Linked DNA regions of Homo sapiens: region 2 is linked to region 1. The links are chromatin contacts, found by Hi-C or POLR2A ChIA-PET in ENCODE. All regions are on one chromosome and are shown on one strand. Each heading gives the region's core, a stretch centred on a gene start or an enhancer-like site at or near the end of the contact. The rest is flanking DNA. Distances are from core to core; before and after follow the strand shown. Region 1 overlaps CRADD (CARD and death domain containing adaptor protein). Region 2 overlaps CRADD (CARD and death domain containing adaptor protein).

Evidence for each region. Hi-C counts contacts between places; a loop is a spot of excess contacts on that map. ChIA-PET counts read pairs that join two places held with the same protein, here RNA polymerase II (POLR2A). Pooled maps may share reads with other maps.
Region 2: a loop to region 1 is called in a pooled map, with 4 times the contacts of the local background. The contact joins two enhancer-like sites. A Hi-C loop is called at or near these places in 1 of 168 maps with a recorded cell type or tissue (naive thymus-derived CD4-positive, alpha-beta T cell) and 3 of 50 pooled maps. POLR2A ChIA-PET finds 5 or more read pairs at or near these places in 2 of 52 experiments (MCF 10A and naive thymus-derived CD4-positive, alpha-beta T cell).

What each region holds. Positions count from the first base shown.
Region 1 is chr12:93,844,578-93,851,329 of GRCh38, forward strand. It overlaps CRADD (CARD and death domain containing adaptor protein), which reads left to right. Exons shown (of 3, transcript NM_003805.5): 3 at 5,393-6,179. The coding sequence ends at 5,694. Among named protein-coding and RNA genes, the nearest start is that of CRADD-AS1, 110 kb to the left of the region's middle. RefSeq lists a silencer at 3,417-3,466 and an enhancer at 4,383-4,482. Within about 2 kb of position 4,279, at least 11 of the 41 ENCODE cell types and tissues checked have a DNase peak (open chromatin) inside an H3K27ac peak, as active enhancers do.
Region 2 is chr12:93,724,010-93,730,761 of GRCh38, forward strand. The region is part of intron 2 of CRADD (CARD and death domain containing adaptor protein); the gene reads left to right. The region is part of intron 2 of CRADD-AS1 (CRADD antisense RNA 1); the gene reads right to left. Among named protein-coding and RNA genes, the nearest start is that of CRADD-AS1, 10 kb to the right of the region's middle. Within about 2 kb of position 3,603, at least 7 of the 41 ENCODE cell types and tissues checked have a DNase peak (open chromatin) inside an H3K27ac peak, as active enhancers do.

The DNA of each region.
Region 1 (6,752 bases), core at 3,029-5,528:
GAATCAGAGCAAACTCTGTCCTTACTTCCAAATAATTGGCTCGAAGCATATGTTGCATTCATGTTGGCCAAGAATGAGAGAGAAGGATGACAGAGTATAGCAGAAACACAGACACTCCCTTCCCAACACCCAACCAACAGAACGAAAATGCAGTTAGAAACAAAATCAAACCCAGCCCCACAGGCTCTTGCAGCAAGCAAACAAACAAAAAACAATTACAGCTTTATTTCAACCACTTTGAAAAGTGGCAGGCAAGGAAGGGTGCACCCCACCGTAGCCCCTCAGAAGCAGTACTGGAAAAGGAAGGCGAGAGGACCAGTTCCTGAGGGTTCCTCCTAATACAGATCAATATGGGAAGCAGCTGGTTGAGGAGGTGAGTGGATAGACTTGGTAAAAGTTAAAAAAACAAAAAACAAAAAACAAAACCCTTGGCAGAGTTAGGAAGGCACCTGGGGAGGCCATCTCCTAGTCTCTGTGTTGAGTTACAGGAAAGAGACCATAGGAGTGAGTCTGCCCTGGTTTGGCAGAGTGGGCCCTGGTCTAAGACATTTAACTCCCCTCCAAAAGAGGACAGAGTATAGAGCCCCCAAGGACAGGCCTCATGACTCCTGCCTCTCCTCCATGGCAGAAGTGTTCATGGAAAGCAGCAGCCAACCTAAAGTTGTAGCTCAGAGGTAGAACGACACCTGGTTCCCTATAAAGTGAGGAGAGTGTCAAAAGATACATCAGCTTGCTCTGGGAGAGCAAAGAGCAGTTCTGGACAGAGATGTTCACGTTATAAGTATGAACAAGATGGCAGTGAGTGTCATGACTGTTCTGTGAAATGCTGCAGCAGAGGAATGCAAGAGAGGAGCACAGCTTGTTGGCTGAGCACAGTGGTTCACACCTGTAATCCCAAAACTTTGGGAGGCTGGGTCACGAGGATCAGTTGAGGCCAGGAGTTTGAGACCAGCCTGGGCAACACAGCAAGACCCTGTCTCTATTAAATATATATATATATATTTTTAATAAAGAAAAGAAAGGAACACAGCTTGCAAAAATAAACATACAACCAATCTGGTCTATAAGAAAACCCAGTCCTAGAAAACTCAACCTCACAAGTATTTTATGCTATAGAAAGACTCAGCATCAATTGAGTAGAAACAAAAACTCAAGATGTCATCATGATAAAACAACAATGGGATTCTTTTAATTTTTATTTTTAATTGTGGTAAAATGTACATAACATAGAATTTGCCATTGTAACCATTTTTAAATGTACAATTCAGTTGTGTTAAGTACCTTCACATTGTTTTATAACCAATCTCCAAAAGTCTTCATCTTTCAAAACTGGAACTCTGTACCCATTAAACAATAATTCCCCATTTCTCCCTCCCCCACCCCCTGGCAACCAGCATTCTGCTTTCTGTATCTGAATTCGACAACTCCAAGTACCTCATATGAATAGAATCAGAAAGTATTTGTCCTTTTGTGACTGGCTTATTTTACTTAGTGTAATGTCCTCAAGATTCATCCATGTTGGATCATGTGTCAGAATTTCCATCCTTTTTAAGGCTGAATAATATTCTATTGTATGTCTCTGACATTTTGCGTATCCATTCATCCAGTGGATACTCAGTTTGCTTCCACCTTTGGCTATTGTGAATAACGCTGCTATGAACATAGGTGTACGAATTTCTCTTTGAGTCCCTGCATTCAATTCTTTTGAGTATATACCCAGAAGTGGGATTGCTGGATCATATGCTAATTCTATTTTTAAATTTTTGAGGAACTGCCATACTGTTTTCCACAGCACCTGCACCATTTTCCATTCCCACCAATAGTGCACAAGGGTTCCAATTTCTCCACACCCTTGCCAACATTTGGGACTTACTGTTTTTTGTTTTGTTTTGTTTTGTTTTGATAGTAGCTCTCCTAATGAGTGTGAAGTGGAATGGATTTTTTAAAAGATAGAGCCAAGAAAAGAAATAAAGAACAAAAACACAATACAACGTTAAAACCAGAACACACACACACACACACACACACACACACACACACACACACACGATGGACATAGCTGAAAATCAAAGAGTGAGATAATCCCAAGGAGGGGATTAAAGCAATAAGGACAATATAACAGCCATGGAGGAGAGGCACAGCCATCCAGCATATGGAGCAAGAAAAGAATGCAACCATGTGACCCAGGAAGATTTTCCCAAAAGGAAGAAACAACTGAATCTTTGGTTAGAAGGTTATGCCAGCCAGGCACAGTGGCTCACGCCTGTAGTCCCAGCACTCTGGGAGGCTGAGGCAGGCGGATCACAAGGTCAGGAGATCGAGACCATCCTGGCTAACACAGTGAAACCCCATCTCTACTAAAAATACAAAAAAAAATTAGCCAGGCATGGTAGTAGGCACCTGTAGTCCCAGCTGCTCCGGAGACTGAGGCAGAAGAATGGCATGAACCCAGGAGGCAGAGCTTGCAGTGAGCTGAGATCACGCCACTGCACTCCAGCCTGGATGACAGAGCGAGACTCCGTCTCAGAAAAAAAGAAGGTTATGCCACATATCTGAAAGTGCAGATGTAGAATGGATAACATATACCCTGGTCTAAAGTTTCAGTATTTAGACCTCAGACAGGAAAAGCAAGTTACACAAAATACTGGATGACTAAGTTGGTATCAGAATTCTCCACATCAGCAACCCCTACCATAAAGTACGAACAAGGTCTACAAACTTTTAAGGGAAATAACATTATTTAAATAATATAATTTAAAATTATGAATATAATTTTATATTATACTGTTAAGAATATAAAAAGATAAAAATAATATAAAATTGTTCTCTAAATATTAAGTTATTATTCCAGTGAAGGCAATAAGCAGGATGCCTTGACCTGAAAGAAGTCAAGAGACTATGGCAGTCATGAGCATTGCTTGAAAAAAAAAAAAAAAAAAAAAAACCTCCCTGTGATGAAATTGACCCAAATGACTCAAATCAGAAGAACAGACCCAGGAGTAGAAAAGCCACAGATGAAGAACAGTAACAACAGCAACAACAACAAAACACTGGTGAGCATTCAACCATTACAATGCCACCTTAGGACTAAACAATGGGGCAAGGGGGCATGGATGATTGTTAAAGAAATGTATAACTATTAGGCATCTGGCAAAATAAAAATTATGTAAGTGAAAAAAAATCAAGTGTGAGGAAGTGGAGAGGAAATGTAAAGTAATTATAGAGTATTTCTATAAAAACATGCAGTTAACCCTTGAGTTTTCGTAACTTTTTTCTGTGCATTAAATTGTGTGTGTGTATGTTTTCAAGTATGTTAACTTGTAACCGCTGGTCAGAATGTCATTTTGTTTCACTTCTGCTTTTTCTTCTGTTACATCCAAACAAAATTACATAGCTCTTACTGGAAAGAAAAGGTCATATGTTATCATTTTAAATGAACCCATTACCCTCTATCTAGCCTTCTACCAGTGTATGTGCATACAGAGATATCCAGAATGATGGTCACCAACTGTAAACACAATAGCGGGATATTGGATGATTTCTTTTCTTCTTTGCGCTGTTTTCTGTTGCTTTATTTTTTTTTTAATGAGCCTATGTTTTTATACAAGCCGTAAAATCATTGCTGTTAATCTCAACTATTGATCAGTAGTGTCATCAGTATTCTAATTGCGTCATAGTCATTGTTTTTTAAATTGTAGTGTTGACAAACACCAGAAAGAGCCCTTGACAATATTTTTGCAACTCATCTCTAAGGTGCTGGCCGCTGCCCAGAGGCCAAAGACATGGGCTGTGGAAAACATCAGCTCTTGTAATAAGGTGCCTTTGCCTTCTTATTGAATCATAAATCAAAACACAATAGTGGACTGATGAGCATGAAGTAGACTGACCTGAATCCCTGTGATGCTGATGGATGGGAGTATAGTGTACTGTGCTGTCAAACAAATGTCTGAACCTAGCAAATGACTTTGGATGTTTGGAGTCCGTCTCAATCTCTGCACTTGGCTGCTGTGAGTGCCTTTCACTTCCTCCATTGCGATTCTCCTGCCTCTGGGCCTTTGCACATGCAATTCTCTCTTCTCGAGATGCGCCACGCCCTGTTCCTCCTTCATCACCCAGCTCCTCCTCCTAGTGTTCAGGGCTTAGCTTTAGCCTCCTTCCCCTGGAAGGCCTTCCCTAATGAAGTTAGGAGCTCCTCTGTATAACCAAAGGCACTGCTCACTGGTTTTGCTGGGCACATTTATAACCATTCACTCAATGTCATGCTTCTTAGCAGACTGGCCTCAGGCAAATAAGAATCTAGTTCAGGAAGTGTAAGGTCAGATTTCCTCGTTGCCCCGTCTCATACTTCCTGTTCCTCTTCTGGGCTCTGCCAGAACGGTAACTCCACTCTTGTGGCCTCTGCTATGAACAAACCCCGCTCTCTTCCCTTCCTGCTACCCTATGGCCTCTTAGGTTTATTTTGTTCTCAGCAGCCCTCTTGGCTCTGGCTTCTGTTAGCAGCTACACGTTTTCTCGGTAATATTTCAAGTTCAACCTCATCGGCGAGGGTAGCTGTTTGGTTTAGCCTTTGTCCTCTAGCACGTGCCTTTCCTGCAGGGAGGGGCATTCCCAGCCTTGGAACAGGCCCCATCACTAAGGCCACAGACAGTGCCAGAGGGAGCTGGGGTCTGTGCAGCCATTCTTGAATTCCCCCAGAATGCCTTGCCTGGCCTTGAGTAAAAGGGATAGAAGTGAAAAAAGCCTGTTACAAAGCAGCATGTACGAGGTAACCCTTCATGTGTGTTTTATATATCAAAGAAAATAGACTAGTTATTATCAATGAGTTTTTCTGGTGGGATTTCTAGTTATTTTTATTTTGTTGCTTTCAAAGTTTCTGTAACAGGCAGGGTGCTGTGGCTCACGCCTGTAATCCTAGCACTTTGGGAGGCCAAGGCAGGTGGATCACCTGAGGTCAGGAGTTCAAGACCAGCCTGGCCAACATGGTGAAACCCTGTCTCTGCTAAAAATACAAAAATTAGCTGGGCATGGTGGCAGTTGCCTGTAATCCCAGCTACTTGGGAGGCTGAAACAGGAGAATCACTTCAACCCAGGAGGTGGAGTTTGTAGTGAGCCAACATCATGCCATTGCTCTCCAGCCTGGGTGACAGAGTGAAACACCGTCTCAAAAAAAAAAAAAAAAAAAGTTTCTGTAAAAACATTTTCACAGATACTTAACAGCATTGAAGCCCTGAATCATGGCGTTGTACAGAGCAGCCCCCAGGAAGAAGACAAGAGCCAATTGGCTCTGCCATTTGGAAGCATTGCCTTCTTCTCCCCACGATTCTCATTTCTGCCCCCAAATGATGTGTTTGTTGCCTTGCTCATTTCACCGGGGTGTCTTTTTCCTCCTCAGGTGACAGATTGACTGGGATCCCCTCGCACATCCTCAACAGCTCCCCATCAGACCGGCAGATTAACCAGCTGGCCCAGAGGCTGGGCCCTGAGTGGGAGCCCATGGTGCTGTCTCTGGGACTGTCCCAGACGGATATCTACCGCTGTAAGGCCAACCACCCCCACAACGTGCAGTCGCAGGTGGTGGAGGCCTTCATCCGTTGGCGGCAGCGCTTCGGGAAGCAGGCCACCTTCCAGAGCCTGCACAACGGGCTGCGGGCTGTGGAGGTGGACCCCTCGCTGCTCCTGCACATGTTGGAGTGATGGTGCCTCCAGCAACCGCTGGGGAGTGTGTCCCTGAGTCATGTGGGCTGAATCCTGACTTTCACTCAGAGCAGGTGGTTTTTTGTGTAGGTTTGTTTTTTATTTTTGATGATCTTCAGATGGAAGGAGAAAACAGGGTTTCCACTAGACATTACTTGAAAGGCCAGATTACTCAGCAGATCTCCCATGTTGGCTCAACAATTCTTTGTTTTTAATTGCTTGAAGATTGCATTGTTGTAATTGTTCAGTTTTTAAATGTGTAATGGCATTTTAATAGACTAGTAAATCACAGTGGTTCAAAATATATATCCATATATATATATATCCATATATATATCTCATGTCATCACATTACAGGCAGGTGTCTCATATGTAAAACATTTACCTGAATGTTGTCTGAGGACTGAACTGTGGACTTTACTATTCATAATGATAAAATAATAAAATGCGAATTACTATATATAATGTGCCTCACTCATGAGAAAGTACCGTGTTGGGTTTTTTTTTTTCTTTCTCATTCCTGTGTTGCATAGATTAAGGGTGTAAAATTACAATAGTCTTTTTTTTCTTTTTGGAACAGAATTAATAGTAACAGTGAAATGGTTACTTTCCCAAGTCAGGATAAATAGCTCAGGCAGGATGTCTGTATTAAATATTGTAAGACACTAAAGCTCCCTGCAAAGACCAGTTCAAGGACCAGCATGCATACCCGAGCCCTTCATCTTTAAAAGATCGCTCGAGAAAATCCTGTGCTGTTTATTGAAAGCATTAAGTCAGGGGACGAGAGGGGGTGTGGTCTTTCCATTGAAGCCAGAATGACTGAAGTGTTGTGCTCCTAAGGAGTATGATTTAGTCTTCTGTCCTTTTATCAATAGCACATGGTGTTTATAGAATGCTTTACTGTTTTCACGGCTTTTCCTGTATGTGATCTCATTTGGACCTCTCAGCAATGCTGTGGGGCAGTGGGCAAGGTGGTTCACCTCCTTCTGTACAGAGATTGAGTGATTGGCCCAGGGTGAATGAGGTTGGGTGCCGGCTCCTGAGCCTTTCCAACTGCT
Region 2 (6,752 bases), core at 2,353-4,852, 120 kb before region 1:
CAGTGCTCTGGCATATTTCAAAATGGTTCCTTTTCCTTCTCCTCCTGCTGGAAAGGGATTTTTCTTGGGGAAGTTTCTGCTCCAGGCCGGGTGCAGTGGCTCACACCTGTAATCCCAGCACTTACTTTGGGAGGCCGAGGTGGGTAGATTATTTGAGCCCAGGAATTCGAGGCCAGCCTGGATAACATAGAGAAACCCAGTCTCTCCTAAAAATACAAAAACTAGCTGGGTGTGTGGTGCATGCCTGTAGTCCCAGCTACTTGGGAGGCTGAGGCGAGAGGATCCCTTGAACCTAGGAGGTCAAGGCTGCAGAGAGCCCTGATCGTGCCACTGCACTCCAGCCTGGGTGACAGAGCCAGACCCTGTCTCAAAAAAAAAAAAAAAAAATTTCTGCTCCAGTATGTTGTGATTCTCTGTATCTGCCTGTCTGTTGCTTCAATTTCAGAGGCATCAGTTTACCTTGTGATCTCACTTTTCTTACAGAACTAAGAAGACTTGTTGATTTTTCAGTTTGTTCAGCCTTTTTACTTGTTAGGATGGAGTGGCGACTTTTCAGCTCCTTAAATACAGAGCTGGAAACCAGAAGCCTCTTGACTTTTCATTTTTTGCCTTTGAAAAAAGTCAGGTAGTTAATACTTCTCTTTCAGGGTGCTGTTTGAAAATTCTGTTATGCAAAAACATAATGTAGATAATTTGTATTCCCAATAAATGATAAGGCACATTGGATATAATTGTTACTGTTTTGTATTTTTTAGCATAGTTTTAGATGTTTTATTTTGCTACAAAGGAATTTTGAGCAGAAGATTGTGACATATATCTGTAAAGAACAGACTTATTATTATTATTATTATCATTATTATTATTATTTTGAGATGGAGTCTCGCTCTGTTGCCCAGGCTGGAGTGCAGTGGCGCGATCTCGGCTCACTGCAAGCTCCGCCTCCCGGGTTCACGCCATTCTCCTGCCTCAGCCTCGCAAGTAGCTGGGACTTCAGGCACCCGCCACCACGCTTGGCTAATTTTTTGTATTTTTAGTAGAGGCGGGGTTTCATCGTGTTAGCCAGGATGGTCTCGATCTCCTGACCTCGTGATTCGCCTGCCTTGGCCTCCCAAAGTGCTGGGATTACAGGCGTGAGCCACCACGCCCGGCCCAGACTTATTATTTTTTATGTTCATCCCCCTGTTAATTATCTTTCACTCACAATATTCCCTTTGCTTTTCCTTTTTACCAGTGGTCCAGTATGGGTATCAGTGGAACAATATATGTCTTAAGAATAAAGCAATTTTAAACCACCATGACTAGTAGCAGTGTTTAGCTGAGTTCTGTTGCCCAGTTGTCACCAACTACTGCATATACTCCCTAGATATACAGTTGCATGTTCTCACACTGTCCTGTTTTGAAGAAAAAAATGTTTTTAAAAAGTAGAAATTGAACCAAATGCCATTACTGTCTTTATTGACTTGAAAGGCCCTCATTCCACCCAATCCTGCCCTACTCCTCTTACCCCAATTCCTTTGTGAACTACTTTGGGAAATGCTGCTGGTGGTGGTGTGTGATGATATTTGTAAGAGCATGAAAATAAAAAGCTGGGAATATATAAGAGATTCAGATTTTGCTGAAGCAGAGAATTTGACTTGTGGAGTATTGTAATGCAAAATTTGGTGCACTGTTAATGGAAAGCATTTGCTATATTAAACAGTAAGGGTCTATTGTAGGTTGAGAAGCTGGGGAGATTTATTTTACCATTTAGCATGTAGAGAATTTGAATAGGAAAGTAGGTGTGTATAGAGTGCCTGTTTGTCCCATTCATTGTTGGGGTTTATATATACCTTTCTCTCTTAATCCTCAAAACTCCCTGCCTGTAATGTAGGTATTTTCCCCATTTTGCAGATAAGGAAGCTCAGACACATGAACTTTTCCAAGGTCTCAAAGCTAGTACATCGTGGGGCTGTATTCAAACCCAGGGCTGACTTCAAGACCTATTATTCTTCTACTGAATTAACCTGAATGCTTGCAAAGTCTGTGGCTCTAATTGTTTCTGTGGCTAATTAATGTTCATGAACTGGTGAAGAGTAAATAGTTTAGTTTTTTTTTTTTTTTTTTTTTTTTCTTGAGATGGAGTTTCACTTTTGTCACCCTGGCTGAGTGCAATGGTGCAATCTCGACTTTCTGCAACCTTCGCCTCCCAGGTTCAAGCGATTCTCCTGTCTCAGCCTGCCAAGTAGCTGGGATTACAGGCACCCACCACCATGCCCAGCTAATTTTTGTATTTTGATTAGAGATGGAGTTTCACCATATGGGCCAGGCTGGCCTCGAACTCCTGACCTCAGGTGATCCACCTGCCTTGGCCTCCCAAAGTGCTGGGATTATAGGCATAAGCCCCAGCACCTGGCCAATAGTTTAGTTTTTTAATGACTCCCTCAACTTTGTTAGGTCTGTTTATTTGAGAGCATGTATTTATTTGGGGCCATAAATGTATTTTTACATTTACCTATTTTATTTATCTCAGGTCTTGCTTTTTACATTAGAGAAGGAAGCTTTACTAGTACTCTACTTGGAGGGGTACATCTCTTTATCAGGAAAGGATCTTATTCAGATATATACATACATACATTGTATTTATTTATAAATACAATAATAACACTGAAGTATAAAGAACCACAATTTATTACTTTTTTCCTCATTTTTTTTTTCTGCTGTGGAGCTTACCAGCTAGAATTCTGGTTTTGGTAGCAGGAAAGAACAAGTGGCAACTTTGTGAATTGTGGCATTTGAGATTAGACGGATATACAAGATGGTGTACTACAGCACTCTAACAGAAGGGAATAGCACTGTTGTCAAAGACATTGGAAGGTCTCTTGTAACTGAAAGAGCCCTCTTTGGCATTTGGCCGTCTCAGTTTCACGATAACAAGACGAAGCAGGAACCTTGAAATTGCTCCTCTTTGTATTCCATTCCTGGATAATTACCATCTATACTCAGATTTCGAAAGGTCCTTTTATTTTATGATTGCATCTTTCAGCAACAACTATTATTATCCTATTATGCAATTTGCCTTATTTATGATGCTCAGGTGGGAAAACGTTCAGACTCCACAATTGAAAAGATCGCCCTGATTGAGCATTTTGTGGTGCTTTTGCTTGTTTTGCTGTTGAACAAACAAGAGTTCAAGACAGGTGAATTTTTTCCAGATGTGCATTTGAATAATTGGACAGATCCCTGTGGTCTCTTCAGTAATAACACAAGTGACTGCTTATTGTCGCCTTCTTCCTCCATGCCTGGCTTCCTGTGGTCACTCTGCAAAGGGCTCTGTAGTTGCAAGATGACTCCACAGTTAATATTGAGCTCATGAGGAGTAAATAGTTCATCCAAGCTGGGAATCTCTGAGCTTCATTAGGTCTGCTTATTTGGGTACCAGAACCTGTCACTATCCAGGAGACACACAGCAGATCAGCTTTCACTTGCTTTGTTACCATTTTAGGCATGAAATAGAACGATTTTCTCCCAGAACATGATGTCCCTGTGAAGTAATAAGTGATAGCACTTTATGGGCTTTAAGGAATCTAGAGCCAGGCCAGTTAGCAACTGAAGCTGTAGTAACTCAGCTGGACACTGATGTCCTTTTCCTGAAGTTATATGAGCAGAGGCATGTAAGGGAAATGTGGCTCGGTGACCCACAGTGCTCAGTGCCCAGTTCAGTGACAGGCAGCCAGGAGAGCTGAGCCATGGAGAGGCCAGCAAGCCAAAGGGATTTGCTGCCATGCTGTGACATGGAAGGCAGGGTGCACTCAGCACTGTATTGATGACGTTCTTAAGTCTGAAGGACTTAATGCAGTTTCTGGATGTGCCTCCTCATCACCACACCTGTTCAAGGGGGAAACTGGGACCCACCCCAAGAGTCAGCTCTATAGAAGTTTTTCCTGACAATACTCTCTACTCCTGGAGGTAGACTGTGTTTTTCTCCTGTACTCTCCTCTAACACAGAACTTGCGTGTTACTATATGCAACTTGTTTATCTGCCCCCTGGACTGTGAACCCTTGAGGACAGGGATATTGTCTTATCACTCTTTGAATTCTCAGTGCTGGGTACATATTACGTGTTCAATACATGTTTGTTAAATAAATGAAACAGTCACGTTTGGCTCCTTTCTTCCACAAGGCATTCTACCCTTCCACGGAAACAATTATAGCAGCATGGAAACAATTACAGCAGCTATCTATAATTGATAATCAGAACTAATGAAATATGGTAGCACAGGCATGAATAGAGTTGAAATTATCAGAGTGATTATAAAATACATAGGAATAAACTTAACAGAAATTGGGCAAGACCTTTATGAAGAACTCTTCCAAACTTAACTAAGGCACATAAAAGAACACTTGAATAAATAGAGAAACATGTTCATTGGTGAAACGAGTCAATGTAGTAAATACGTCAATATCACTTTTTGTCCATATTAACCTAAAATTTAATACAGTTCCAGCATAAGCTGTAATGTTATTTTTATTCTATGAAATTTGATAAAATACGGTAAAGTTCAGAAAAACATTGCCTGAGACTAGTGAAGAATGAAAAAGAGGGGAAAATTTTATCTCATCAAGTATTAAAACATAAAATATAGTAAATATAAACAAAATGGTAGACAAACTAAGAAATTGGAAGCCAGTATAATCTGGATACCAAAACTTGACAAAGGCACTACAAGAAAAAGTTATAGCCTTAAGCATAGATGCAAAAATCATCAACAATATATTAACAAATGGAATCCAGCAAAACAGAAAAAGGATAATATATCATTACCAAATGGGATTTATCCTGGAAATACAAGGGTTTAGCATTTGAAAATCAATGTAATTTATTGCATTTATTGAAATAAAAGAGAAAATAAGAGCATAGCTACAACAGGAAGTCTAGAAGCAGGCTTGAGTATACATGGAAACCTAGTACAGGTTCACAGTCCTTTATCTGAAATGTTTGGGGCCAGTTATATTTCAAAATTTAGGGTTTTTAGCAGTATCTCATAATCAAATTCATGTAAATTTCCACAGCAGAACAGATTAATACGGACACTAAATGGGATGATAAAGACCAGAAATAGCCTCACATTAGCTCAGGTCAAGTTTTGCCACCAAATGAATTTAAGCACCAAACCGCAAAAAACAAAAGACTCTGTTTTCAGAGCTTTATGATTTCAGAATTTCAGGTTAGGAATTATCAACTCTTTAATGCCAGGGTGGCACATCAAGTCAGTGATGAGATTTGTAAAAGGCATTGGGATTACATACTAGTCATTTAGAGGAAGAAAAGGATAAAGTTAAATTCCTACTTAATAGCAATATTGTTTATGTTTAAAGATTTTATGTTAAAAAACTAAAGAATCTATAAAAGCACAAAATATATACTTAATCTTTATTTATAATCTTGTGGTAGCAGAGATCTTTGTAAGCATGATACCAATAGCAGAAACTAAATAAATTTTAAAAAGAGATCTTACAGCCAGCCACGGTGGCTCATGCCTGTAATTGCAGCACTTTGGGAGGCCAAGGCGGGCAGATCACCTGAGGTTGGAGTTTGAGACCAGCCTGACCAACATGGAGAAACCCCATCTCTACTAAAAATACAGAATTACCCTGGCGTGGTGGTGCATGTCTGAAATCCCAGCTACTCGGGAGGCTGAGGCAGGAGAATTGCTTGAACCTGGGAGGCAGAGATTGCAGTGAGCCGAGATTGCGCCAGTGCACTTCAGCCTGGGCAACAAGAGAGAGACTCCGTCTCAAAAAAAAAAAAAAAAAATCTTAGATTACTAAGCAAAAATTACAAAGAACACCATAATATTAAAAACTAATGTCAATGTGGAGAAAATGTTGGCTATATATATAGTGGCCAAAGGGTTATTGCCCATAGTTTATAAAGAGCTCTTACAGGTTAATAAATAAGAGATGCATTCTCCACGACAAAATCAGACCAAAGATATGAAAAGGTAATTTGCAAGAGAAGAAATACAAATGGCCGCTGAATTCTTTACTACTACTATATCACTATCACTACTACTAGCAGGTACCATTTACTGTTTATTGTCTGCCAAGCACTGGGCTAGTATCATATCTTGCTTAAGAAAATACTATGAGACAGGTGCAATTATTTACATTGTGCAATGAGGACAGTCCAATTTAGGGAGCTAAAGCAGCTTGTCCTAGATCACACATTTAGCAAAACTGTTGCAGCCCAGGGCTGTCTGCCTCTGAAATTCTTGCTCTTCAGTATAACACGGACCTACTGCTCCTATATATCAGTATTTGTATAAAAAGAAAATTCAGTGAAAGCAACCAGAAGTTACCATTTGTTTTGCCTATTAGATTGGCAACAATTGAAAAGGAATATTCATAGCCAGGGAAGATCAGAGTGTGAAGCCTGCACTCTCATATATTGCTGCTGGTAGTGTCAACTGGCATGATTTTTCTGGAAGGCACTTTGGCAATATGTATTGAAAGCTACATTCTTTGATACAGTCTTTCTACTTCTAAGAATTTGTCTGAAAGGACTAATTTGATAAGTGCTTATATGTAAACAGTGTTCATTTCAGTATTGTTTATAAAAGCAAAATGTTGAAAGAAACTTGTCCATCAGTGAAAGATGGGTTAAATGAGTTATGAGAGAATTGAAGATGTAGAGCTATATTTATTATTTAAACATTGACCTTCATTTACTTTTTTTTTTTTTTTTTTAATGGAGCTTTGCCCTGTCACTCTGG